Regions from separate parts of the Homo sapiens genome. Here region 2 is linked to region 1. The links are chromatin contacts, found by Hi-C or POLR2A ChIA-PET in ENCODE. All regions are on one chromosome and are shown on one strand. Each heading gives the region's core, a stretch centred on a gene start or an enhancer-like site at or near the end of the contact. The rest is flanking DNA. Distances are from core to core; before and after follow the strand shown. Region 1 overlaps TTLL5 (tubulin tyrosine ligase like 5). Region 2 overlaps TGFB3 (transforming growth factor beta 3).

What was found. Hi-C counts contacts between places; a loop is a spot of excess contacts on that map. ChIA-PET counts read pairs that join two places held with the same protein, here RNA polymerase II (POLR2A). Pooled maps may share reads with other maps.
Region 2: a pooled map shows a loop between it and region 1 (2.2-fold over the local background). The contact joins two enhancer-like sites. A Hi-C loop is called at or near these places in 8 of 168 maps with a recorded cell type or tissue (Caki2, IMR-90, astrocyte of the cerebellum and 5 more) and 5 of 50 pooled maps. POLR2A ChIA-PET finds 5 or more read pairs at or near these places in 5 of 52 experiments (BJ, Caco-2, GM12878 and 2 more).

What each region holds. Positions count from the first base shown.
Region 1 is chr14:75,722,677-75,728,971 of GRCh38, reverse strand. All of the region lies in intron 12 of TTLL5 (tubulin tyrosine ligase like 5), which reads right to left. Among named protein-coding and RNA genes, the nearest start is that of TTLL5, 65 kb to the right of the region's middle. Within about 2 kb of position 3,316, at least 8 of the 41 ENCODE cell types and tissues checked have a DNase peak (open chromatin) inside an H3K27ac peak, as active enhancers do.
Region 2 is chr14:75,959,106-75,963,112 of GRCh38, reverse strand. It overlaps TGFB3 (transforming growth factor beta 3), which reads left to right. Exons shown (of 7, transcript NM_003239.5): 6 at 2,037-2,190; 7 at 3,768-4,007. The coding sequence ends at 3,926. Among named protein-coding and RNA genes, the nearest start is that of TGFB3, 21 kb to the left of the region's middle. RefSeq lists a silencer at 2,687-2,736. Within about 2 kb of position 2,757, at least 3 of the 41 ENCODE cell types and tissues checked have a DNase peak (open chromatin) inside an H3K27ac peak, as active enhancers do.

The DNA.
Region 1 (6,295 bases), core at 2,067-4,566:
TGTTCTCAATATGATCACCAAAGACTACCTTATTGCTAAGCCCAAACATCTGAAACTGATGACCACCCCTGACTTACTGGAGCTTTCTTCTCCCTTGGGTTCTAGGACACTGCTCTCTTCTGATTCTCCCCTTTCCACTCCTCCTTTCCTTCCTTCTCTTCTACCCAGATATTCAATGGTAGGTTTGCTCAGGGTGACACTCTCAGGTCTCCTTCCTTCTCAATTCTAGTTTTCTCCTTAGGCAATCTCAGGTATTCTCATGGCCACAATTAATATGACGATGATGATGATGATGATAATATTCAAATCACATCTTTAGCCAAGTGTCTCCTGGACACCAAATCCATAATTCAAATTGCCTTTTGGACATCTTCACTAGGATATTCCACAGGTATTCAACACTCAACAAAATAGCCCTTGTTTTCTTTCCCCAAAACTGTTTGGTTTGCTATTATTCTTCATCTTGGAGAATGGTAACCCCATCCACCAGGCTCCAAACTAGAAACACTCTCTTACCACCTCCCAAATACAAGATATCACCAAATCTCTATCTCTCTTTCTTGTCTTTAATCTTTCTCTTTAGTCTCTTTTTCTCTCTTTTTTTTTTTTTTTTCTGAGATGGAGTTTTGCTCTTGTCTCCCAGGCTAGAGTGCAATGGTGTAATATCGGCTCGCTGCAATCTCCACCTCCCAGGTTCAAGCAATTCTCCTGCCTCAGCCTCCCAAGTAGCTAGGATTACAGGCACCTGCCACCATGCCTGGCTAACTTTTGTATTTTTAGTAGAGATGGGGTTTTACCATGTTGGCCAGGCTGGTCTCAAACTCCTGACCTCAAGTGATCCACCCTCCTTGGCCTCCCAAAGTGCTGGGATTACAGGCGTGAGCCACTGTGCCCAGCCAGTTTCTTCCTCTTTAATCTCTTTAATCTTCTCTATTCCCTTTTGAGGTATAATTTACATATGATGAAATAGTTAGATCTAAGTGTACAACTTGACAAGTCTTGATAATTGGACATATCCATGTAACCCACATGCCTGTCAGCCCACATAGAATGTTTCCATCACCCCAAAAGGACTCCTTGTGCTGCTTCCTAGTAAGTATCCTGCCCTTTCCCCCATCCCTGACAACGACTAGTCTTATTTCTTTCATCACAGATTAGTTTTGCTTATTCTAGAATTTCACATAAATGGAATCATATGGTATATACTCTTTTGAGTCTGGTTTCTTTCATCTACCATGTTTCTGAGGTTCATCCATCTATCATTGCTTTTTGTTTTCAGGCAGATTTATCAAAGTCTAATTTACATACAATAAATTCACCCTTTTAAAGTATACATTTTGGTGAGTTTTGACAAATATATGCAGTTGTCTAACACCACCACAAGACATAGGACAATTTTAACAAACATTCCCTTGTGCCCCTCTCCAGTCGCACTCCCACCCTCAGCAACCACTGATCTCATTTTTGTCTGCTTCCTGCCTTTTCCAGAAAGTCAAATAAATGAAATTAATGTAATATGTAGTTTCTTGAAACTGGCTTCTTTCACTTAGCATTGTGCTTTTGAGATTTATCTATGTTGTTATACATACCAATAATATAGTTCGTTCCTTTCTCTAGCTGAGTAGTATTCCATTATATGGACATACCACAATTTATTTACCCATTCAACAGTTGATGGACATTTGGATTGTTTCCAATTTTTGGCAATTATTAATAAAGCTGCTATAAACATTTGTATACAGATATTCGTATAAACATATGGTTTCGGTTCTTCTGGGAAAATACCTATGAGTGGGACTACTGGGTCATATGGTAAGTATATATTATCACTGCACACCTCTTACCACCTTAGTCATTTCCCTAGCACTTGCCTCTCTCAATTGTAGTCCATTCTTCAAGGCCATGAGAATTATACTTTTCTTAGAAAAACAAACTTAGCAGTCACATAGAGGTAGGCAGTGAATTGGTCCAACAACAGAAACTAATGTCAGCTTGGTTCCTAGAAGATTTTAAGTCAGTCATTGCTAGTAATATTGTACTGTATTCCCTTTATTGTAATTCTGTCATCCTAAGCTTTGGATTAAATTATGATAAAAGTTAAAGAAAAATAATAATAATCCTATCGCTCCCCTGCTCAAAAACTTCCAGTGGCTGTCTGTTAGCTACAAGATGAATTTAAACTTGTCAATTCTTTATATTCTGGCCCAAATCCACCTCCATAACCCTATCTTCTATTCCCCCATTCTATGCACGCTATATTTAGTCATACTTCTTACCATTTCAAAAAATATCACATCCTGTCATGACACTGTATGTTGCATACTACATTCTTGCTGTTAAAAATGGCTTTCTGTGGATCCCCTAGGCACAGCTAGTAAATCTTATATATTCCTAGAGCACCTGAGTCACTTATACTACTTGTAATGTCATTTATCATTTCATGTCTGCTCCTCCCTATCACTTGAGGGCAGGGTCCATGTTTCATTCATTGTTGTATTACAAGTAGCCTGCACCATAACTAGCACATAGGAAATACTTCAGAAATACTGAATGAAAAAAATATATTTTAAGTGAAAAACAATGCATAGTTTTTGAGAAAGACAAAATAATTGGCAGCCACTTCCTACAAAATAACCCTGATCACAACACTTGAAATATTTATAATAAAGCCACCAATCATAAAGAAAATAAGAGAGATTCTTAGGAAACTTTACATATTAAAGCTGTATTAAGAAAAAACCTGATAAAAGTTAGTTTAGGGAGAGAGGAGGAAATAAAGATTTTCTCAAGAAAATAATAATCCATCCAAGGCCTAATAGATTACTAAACATGTCACACCACTAATTTTGGATCAATCCACTAACTCTCCCCAGAAATAAAGTCCCAGCTGAAGCTGTGGTCCCTGAGGCAATGGAAAGTGCTGACATTAGCCAGAACTCACTGTCACTGAAATGCTATTGTATGAAGGAAATTCTTTTTACCTTGGCTTTGGATTCAAATTGAAAAAGCTAAAGAGGAAGTCTTTATATGGGGTCCAGAAGGAGAATTTTGGAAAAAAGCAGACCCACAAGAAAATGAAAAGAAAATGCCCACAGCCAATTGGTTAACTAGTCCAAGAAATCAATATGCTATCTGGTTACCAGATGTAAAGGTAGATTTGAAAGGAGTATTTAGGACTGGGTATGCTTAACTAGAGCAAAAGGAGTGTCCTTTTCAGGCCTGATCTGCTAGAAAGGATGATATCATTTTTCCTGAGTATCTAGTTACGGGAGAGCAGAGGGAGAATCCAGGATATGGGGCATGCCAAAAGTGGCCGGACTCATAAGGACATGTCTTTATGTGGGTGGAGAAAGAGCCAGAGAGAACTGGCTCCCAAATTTGGCTTTGCCATTTATTAGCTGCATGACCTAGGACAACTTATTTAACCTTTCTGAATCTTTTTTCCATGTCTATAAAACACAGATAATACCAACCAAAATTGTCGAAGACTAAAAAGAAATAACCAGTGAAACCAAATTAAAGGAAATAACCAATGTTTGCTTGATAAACAGTAGATACTTCCTACATAAGTTTCTTCTGTAGTAAACTTCCTTTCCCATCTAAACAGGAGCATATGATAAACCAAAAAAGGAGATTATCTCAAAAAGTGAAGAGATTGATGACTCTCATTATTTTTCTGTGGGTGGCCAAGTAGTTTACATTGTTGGAGAATGTACACTGCCTGCTTTCATTCCTCCAACAATTATTTATGGACATCCTCCCTATAAGAACCTCAGGTTACCCTGTGAAATGGTCAAGAATGGCAGCAACAGAAAACCAAACCAGGTATCGTCAACACAGAGGTGTACTGGGCATGGCTGGTGCGGAGCAAACACGTCACTGGGCTCTGATCAGAACAAGTCCAGGCTGATCAGTTCTACAAGTGGCTCCACAACTTGTCCCCATGATCCCAGGCCTGGGTCACAACCCATGACTTCAGCCATGCTAATACACAGAGATAAACCCACTGTCAGCAGCAACATCTTTAAAGAGCAGCGAACATCCTGTTGTTTTTGGCTGTTTTTCTTCAACTGATCCAAAAGCTATTCTCATAGCCAGTTGTATCTCACAATGCCAATTTCCTAAGCATATTTAAAGGATTGCTGTTTAAGCATATTATTTCACATGGTACCATATTTTCACGATCTTGGAAGGCAGTAAAAATTAGATTGTAAAAAATCTGTCTTATTGAGGGAGGCATAAAAAATTCTATAAATCAAAAGTCTTATGATCAAGATTATCTGATTGCCAAAACCCATCTTCTGAAGCCCCATAGATACAAGCTGAGTCATTTTGACCTGAGTTATTTCACTCACTAACTCTAGAACCTGGAACATAGAGTTCATTTCTCAGGGTTTCAATTTCTATATCTGAACTAATTATTCTCTAAGGTCCTTGCCAGATGTGCAAATCTAGGAAAAAGCATTAAATGACAAAGTTTCGGGTAGTTTGTATAGGTTCTCAAGTCTACATTTAAACACTAATAGTGCAATGGAGGTATATATATATCTATATCTGTATCTCATCCTACATAAAATTTGGTTTGAGAGGAACAAACTTGATGGTAATACACTGCCGAAAGGCTAACCTATGACTTGCCCACAGCAGGAACTGAAGAAAAATTAAATGTATAAATAAATAGGATGGGATATTGAAGATACCTGGAAACATAGTTGAACATTACAGGTGGTAGGATGGGAAAGAAATCATAGGATACAAACACTGAGATAGTAAGGGAATGCCCCTGGCAGAGATCCATAAGATGGAAGGACAGGAACAACCACCAAAAGAATATAGCGAACCCCATGTCTGGTCTGTTGGTTTCCCCTAAAAGCACCAATGCTCTGTTTGAGCCAAAATCTTCTGGGAAGCTTTCAATTCCTGTTTACTCTAAAATAAATGGAAAAAAAAAAAAACAACTAGCTTATTCCTTGTGACTTAAACCCCAGGGGAAGTTAGGAGTCAGTGGGAGGCAGAGACTCATACAAATATACACACGTATACAAAATCATATCTGATGGGATGAGGTTAATGAAGCACACAAAATCCCAGGGCTGACAGGAAGTGGAATTAGAACCACAAAAGCCAAGAAGATAGTCAACAACTTAAAAAACTCCAGATGCACTCAGTTTATTAAAACTGAACACAAGTAGGGAGGAAGAAAGGAGACCCATGGCTGATGAAATGGACTTAAGGGGTATTTCACTGAGTCAGAGAAAGTCACAGCTTCTTCCACGTCGGAACATTCTATTGCCAATAAGTTCAATAATGAAGCTCCCAAGCTTCCAAAAGGCAATCAAGTTATAAAACAAACAAACAAACAAACAAAAGGAAACATTCAGAAAAGGTTTTATAATTATTTAGAACAAAGATTTTTACAGCAAGGGATATCAGAAATTTACCCTCATATAAGAGCCAAGTAGATGTAGAAAAATAAACCTTTATTTATTATTTAAATCTAATGAGGTTTTGGAAGTTGGAGTTACGCTCCTAGTCCCAACCCCTCATCCCCATCTTCAAACAGTCTGCAATAATTCTAAGAGTTCTAGGCCATTACCAAACCAGATCCATTGGGAAGTCTACTGTCAGGCCACCAAAAAGCAATTAAAGCAAGTGCCAATCATTCATTCAAGAAACATTTCCTGAACATTCTCTAAGAGCAAAAGACGCTGACATGCAACTGGGTATGGTGGCACACACCTATAGTCCTAGCTACTCGGGAGGCTGAGGCAGGTGGATCCTTTGGGCCCAGGAGTTCAAGGCCAGACTGGGTAACGTAGTGAGATACTGTCTCAATTTAAAAAAAAGTGCTGCCATGCATGGTGGGGGCAAAACTGACGGAGATATTCTTACTGTCCTCAAGGAGTTTCCAGTCGGCTACAGGAGACAAATATACACATGACTACCAGACAACATACAGATACTATTGTAGAGTTACAAACAGAGTGCTGGGGGTATAAGGGCAGAGCAGGCTAACTCTGGGAGCATTAGAAAAAAACATCACCAAAGAAGTGACACTTGACTTTGTCTTGAAAAATGTCTGTAATTTATTAGGTAAAGTAACACAAGAAAGGTATTTCAGACACACGGTAAAACAGGTGCAGAGGTAGCAAGCGAGGGCTTACATGGTAGCTCATGCCTGTAAGCCCAGTATTTGGGGAAGCCAAGGCAGGAGGATCACTTGGTACCATGAGTTCAAGGCTGCAGTGAGCTAAATACGATTGCGCCATTGCACTCTAGCCTAGACAACAGTGAG
Region 2 (4,007 bases), core at 1,508-4,007, 230 kb before region 1:
ATAGGCTAACTCTGGAAGGAGCTGGCTGAAGTAAATGAGGAAAACTCTGTGAGGAGGAGTGTTGCTAAAATAGTTTGGATTGGAGAGGCTTGGTCAAAGCCTCTCCATGATTTCCATGTTTTAAGCACTTGTAGAGTGTATGTGTGAGATTAATGTAGGAGTTTCCATTAAAGAAGTGCTCAGTTAGTTCCCTATGAAGGGTCCAAGGATGCTACTGGATGGAGGCAAATAGAATGGTCTCCATTTGAACGGAAAGTTGGAGCTAGAGAAATTAACAAATGAATTCAGAAATTACTGGGTAGCCACAATAGAGAGATAGAAAAGACCCAGCTTCTCTTACTCAGGAGCAGTTTCACTGCTCATTTATAAAGGGAGGATAAAGTATGCATGCCAACTACTAAAAGGGAGAAGATGATCACGCCCATGAGAGGGTCCGAAGGATTAAGTGCTTTAACTGGGAGCAATGAGTTCACCTATGGACACAGGAAAGGCTTCAGAAGGGTGTGGAATTTGAGCAGAGGCTTCAAGGATGAGGTTTGGGGATGAAGGGATCCAGGAGGGGAAGCACTGCAGGTAAAGGAAGGAGCATGAGTGAGTGAGTCCATCTGGCCTCAGAGGATGCCGAAATGAAGCTGGGGAGAACGAATTGGGAAATATTTAGATCTGGAAACCATGTCTTATGAGGATGGTTGGGCTTGGGAAACTAGGGATGTTCAGTTGGGGGAACAGCTCAACAGCAAGGTATAGGAGAGGCAAGGTAGTTGCCACAAAGGCTGGCATGTAGATTTATTTATTCCATCAGTTAGGAACAAATCAGTTAGGAACGAATCAGTTATCAGTTAGGAACGAATCAGTTAGGAACGAATGATCTTGGCCAGTGACTTTAATCATAGTGATTTCTTGTTCACAAGAGGCCTGTAGCAGCAGGGTTAGGGTGGGCTGGCTGCTTAATGATGCCACCGAAGACTCAGGCTTTCTCTCTTTCCAGTCTGCCATGCTTAGTATGTTGGCTTTTCATCCTTTTCCTTATGGTCACAAGTGATTGCTAGGGCTTCAGGCACCTTGTCCACATTTAAGACAAGAAGGAATGAGGGAAGGGGAAGAGCCAGAAGCTTTCTTCTTCCATCTGTCACTTTTATAAATAATCGAATATCTTTGCCAGAACTTGCCCTTACCCCCTGCATACTTCTCCTTGTCTGATGGGTCATTACTGGGTCACATGACCACCGCTACTCTCAAGGGAGGACAGGAAAAGGAGCATCTGGTGTTTTCGACTCTGTAATGGGATGTCACAAGGGAGAAGGGAGTTAGGAATGGTTATTGAATAGATAACCAATGGTGTCTGCCATGGTTCACCCTTGGAACCCACAAGAAGCCAGATTTTGGCTAATAGCTGCCTTTGGAAGTAGCAAGTTCTAAGTCTCAGCAGATATTAAAGCAGAGGCTAGCTGTCCACTTGGCAAGCGGTATTATTGCCAAATGATCTCTGTAGGCAACAGAATTGAAGGGGCCTGATAATCACATTTGGGTGATCTGTTGAACCACGGTTCTAATAGAAGGATATGCCTTATTTGGCTAAATGGCCTTTGGATTGAGTCTCAGCAGTCACCTACTATAGTAGTCAAGCTGCATAAACTTAGAATTGATTTCTGTCTGGGTGCACATTAGGAGGGTAAAAATAAAACCAACCTCAACAAAGCTGAGTTGGCTAATAACATTCAGTGCTTGGTTTTATGTGGAGCGCTTCATAGCACTGCTTTGTATTGTGATAGAAAAGGGTGCAGGGCCACCTTTGCCTCTTTACTCTTCCTCATGCAGCATTTATCTCTGTTTCTTACATCCTTGGGATCCTGGTCTTTAACACATGAATGTGCCTTTCTGGTTTCTTCTGCCCCATGCCCTTGAACCTGGGATTCCATTGATCAGAGCCACCTATGATGGCATGAAAGGACTCCAAGGGAGAATATGAGAGCATTCATGAAGTTTCTTTTATTGGTGGTTTTAAGTTGATTTTCTATAAATGTTTTTTGTTGTAGCAACTTGGAGGAGAACTGCTGTGTGCGCCCCCTCTACATTGACTTCCGACAGGATCTGGGCTGGAAGTGGGTCCATGAACCTAAGGGCTACTATGCCAACTTCTGCTCAGGCCCTTGCCCATACCTCCGCAGTGCAGACACAACCCACAGCACGGTATGGAGCAGGCTCATGCCATCTGAGGCACTGGGGCTGACCGACCAGACCACTTGTTAAAAAGAATGAGTGAAGGATTGAATGTTGAGTGAGCAAATGATGGTCTGGGGTGAGTAAAATTCCTCTGGTGAAGGTTCTGATCTTGGCACCCTGACTCAGTTCTACTCAGTCACATTCTGCCCTTTTAAATTCCTACCATAGTTTCAACCAGCTTTTTAATTTGCTTTGTCCAAAGCTCTCTGTACCGTAGAAATTAATTAACTGCCACGTGTTACCCTATGTCAGAGATATGTGCATGTGGCTGGCAAGGAACACTGAAGTAGAAAGGCTTCTATCAGAACTCTGATCATTCCAGCCTCTCGAATGTAGAAAACTTACTCTGAAAGACAACAACAAGGATGGACAAGAAGCTAATTTGAAATGCTAGGAACAGAAAGTGAGATAGCCGAGAGTCCACAACCCCTGAAACTAGTCTGTCTTTCCCTTGAGGGGAATCAAAAATAGGGCAGTAATTTGTGAAGCATGTTTCCTTCTAGCTCATTGTTTCTGCATCCTGTCTGGGGCCCTGCACGCTGCACTTACTAAATGGCTCAAGGCAATGTTTTGTGAGAACATTTCTCACCGAAGTGATCAGTTCCAGCTAGGAAGAGCAATGTAAGTGTTTTCTTAAAAGCCAAGATAGGCCGGGCACGGTGGCTCACGCCTGTAATCCCAGCACTCTGGGAGGCCAAGGCGGGTGGATCACAAGGTCAGGAGTTCGAGACCAGCCTGGCCAACATGGTGAAACCCTGTCTCTACCAAAAATGTAAAAAATTAGCCGGGTGTGGTGGCACGCGCTTGTAATCCCAGCTACTTGGGAGGCTGAGGCAGGAGAATCGCTTGAACCCAGGAGGCGGAAGTTGCAGTGAGCCAAGATTGCACCACTGCACTTCAGCCTGGGTGAAAGAGTGAGACTCTGACTCAAAAAAAAAAAAAAAAAAAAAAAAAAAAAGCCAAGATAATTCGTTATCAGTGTAGTAACTGTCATATGCTTCAACTCATCACCCCAAACAAGTGCAGTTGTTCTGCTTCTGTCATTGTGGATGAACAGCAACTACACAACTACTCACTCACCCAAACCAGGTTCCAACAGTTTTTTTTTTTTTCTTTTTTTTGAGACAGACTCACTCTGTGGCTCAGGCTGGAGTGCGGTGGCACTATTTCTGCTTACTGCAACCTCTGCTTCCTGGATTCAGGTGATCCTCCCACCTCAGCCTCCCAAGTAGCTGGGATTACAGGCGCCTGCCACCACAGCCAGCTAATTTTTTTGTATTTTTAGTAGAGATGGGGTTTCACCATGCTGGCCAGGCTGGTCTCAAACTCCTGACCTGAAGTGATCTGCCTGCCTCTGCCTCCCAAGTCCTGGGACTACAGCTGTGAGCCACTGCACCCGGCCCCCAACAGTTCCTCTTAAAGAGCACCCGTGGCCATTCTAGCACTTGCTCAGCTTCTGGGACTGCCCCTGGAACTGGGCGACTTCCTGGGTTCCAGGCCTGAGACTTGGCCTTCCAACCTCTCACTGACATGTCCCTTCCCAGGTGCTGGGACTGTACAACACTCTGAACCCTGAAGCATCTGCCTCGCCTTGCTGCGTGCCCCAGGACCTGGAGCCCCTGACCATCCTGTACTATGTTGGGAGGACCCCCAAAGTGGAGCAGCTCTCCAACATGGTGGTGAAGTCTTGTAAATGTAGCTGAGACCCCACGTGCGACAGAGAGAGGGGAGAGAGAACCACCACTGCCTGACTGCCCGCTCCTCGGGAAACACACAAGCAACAA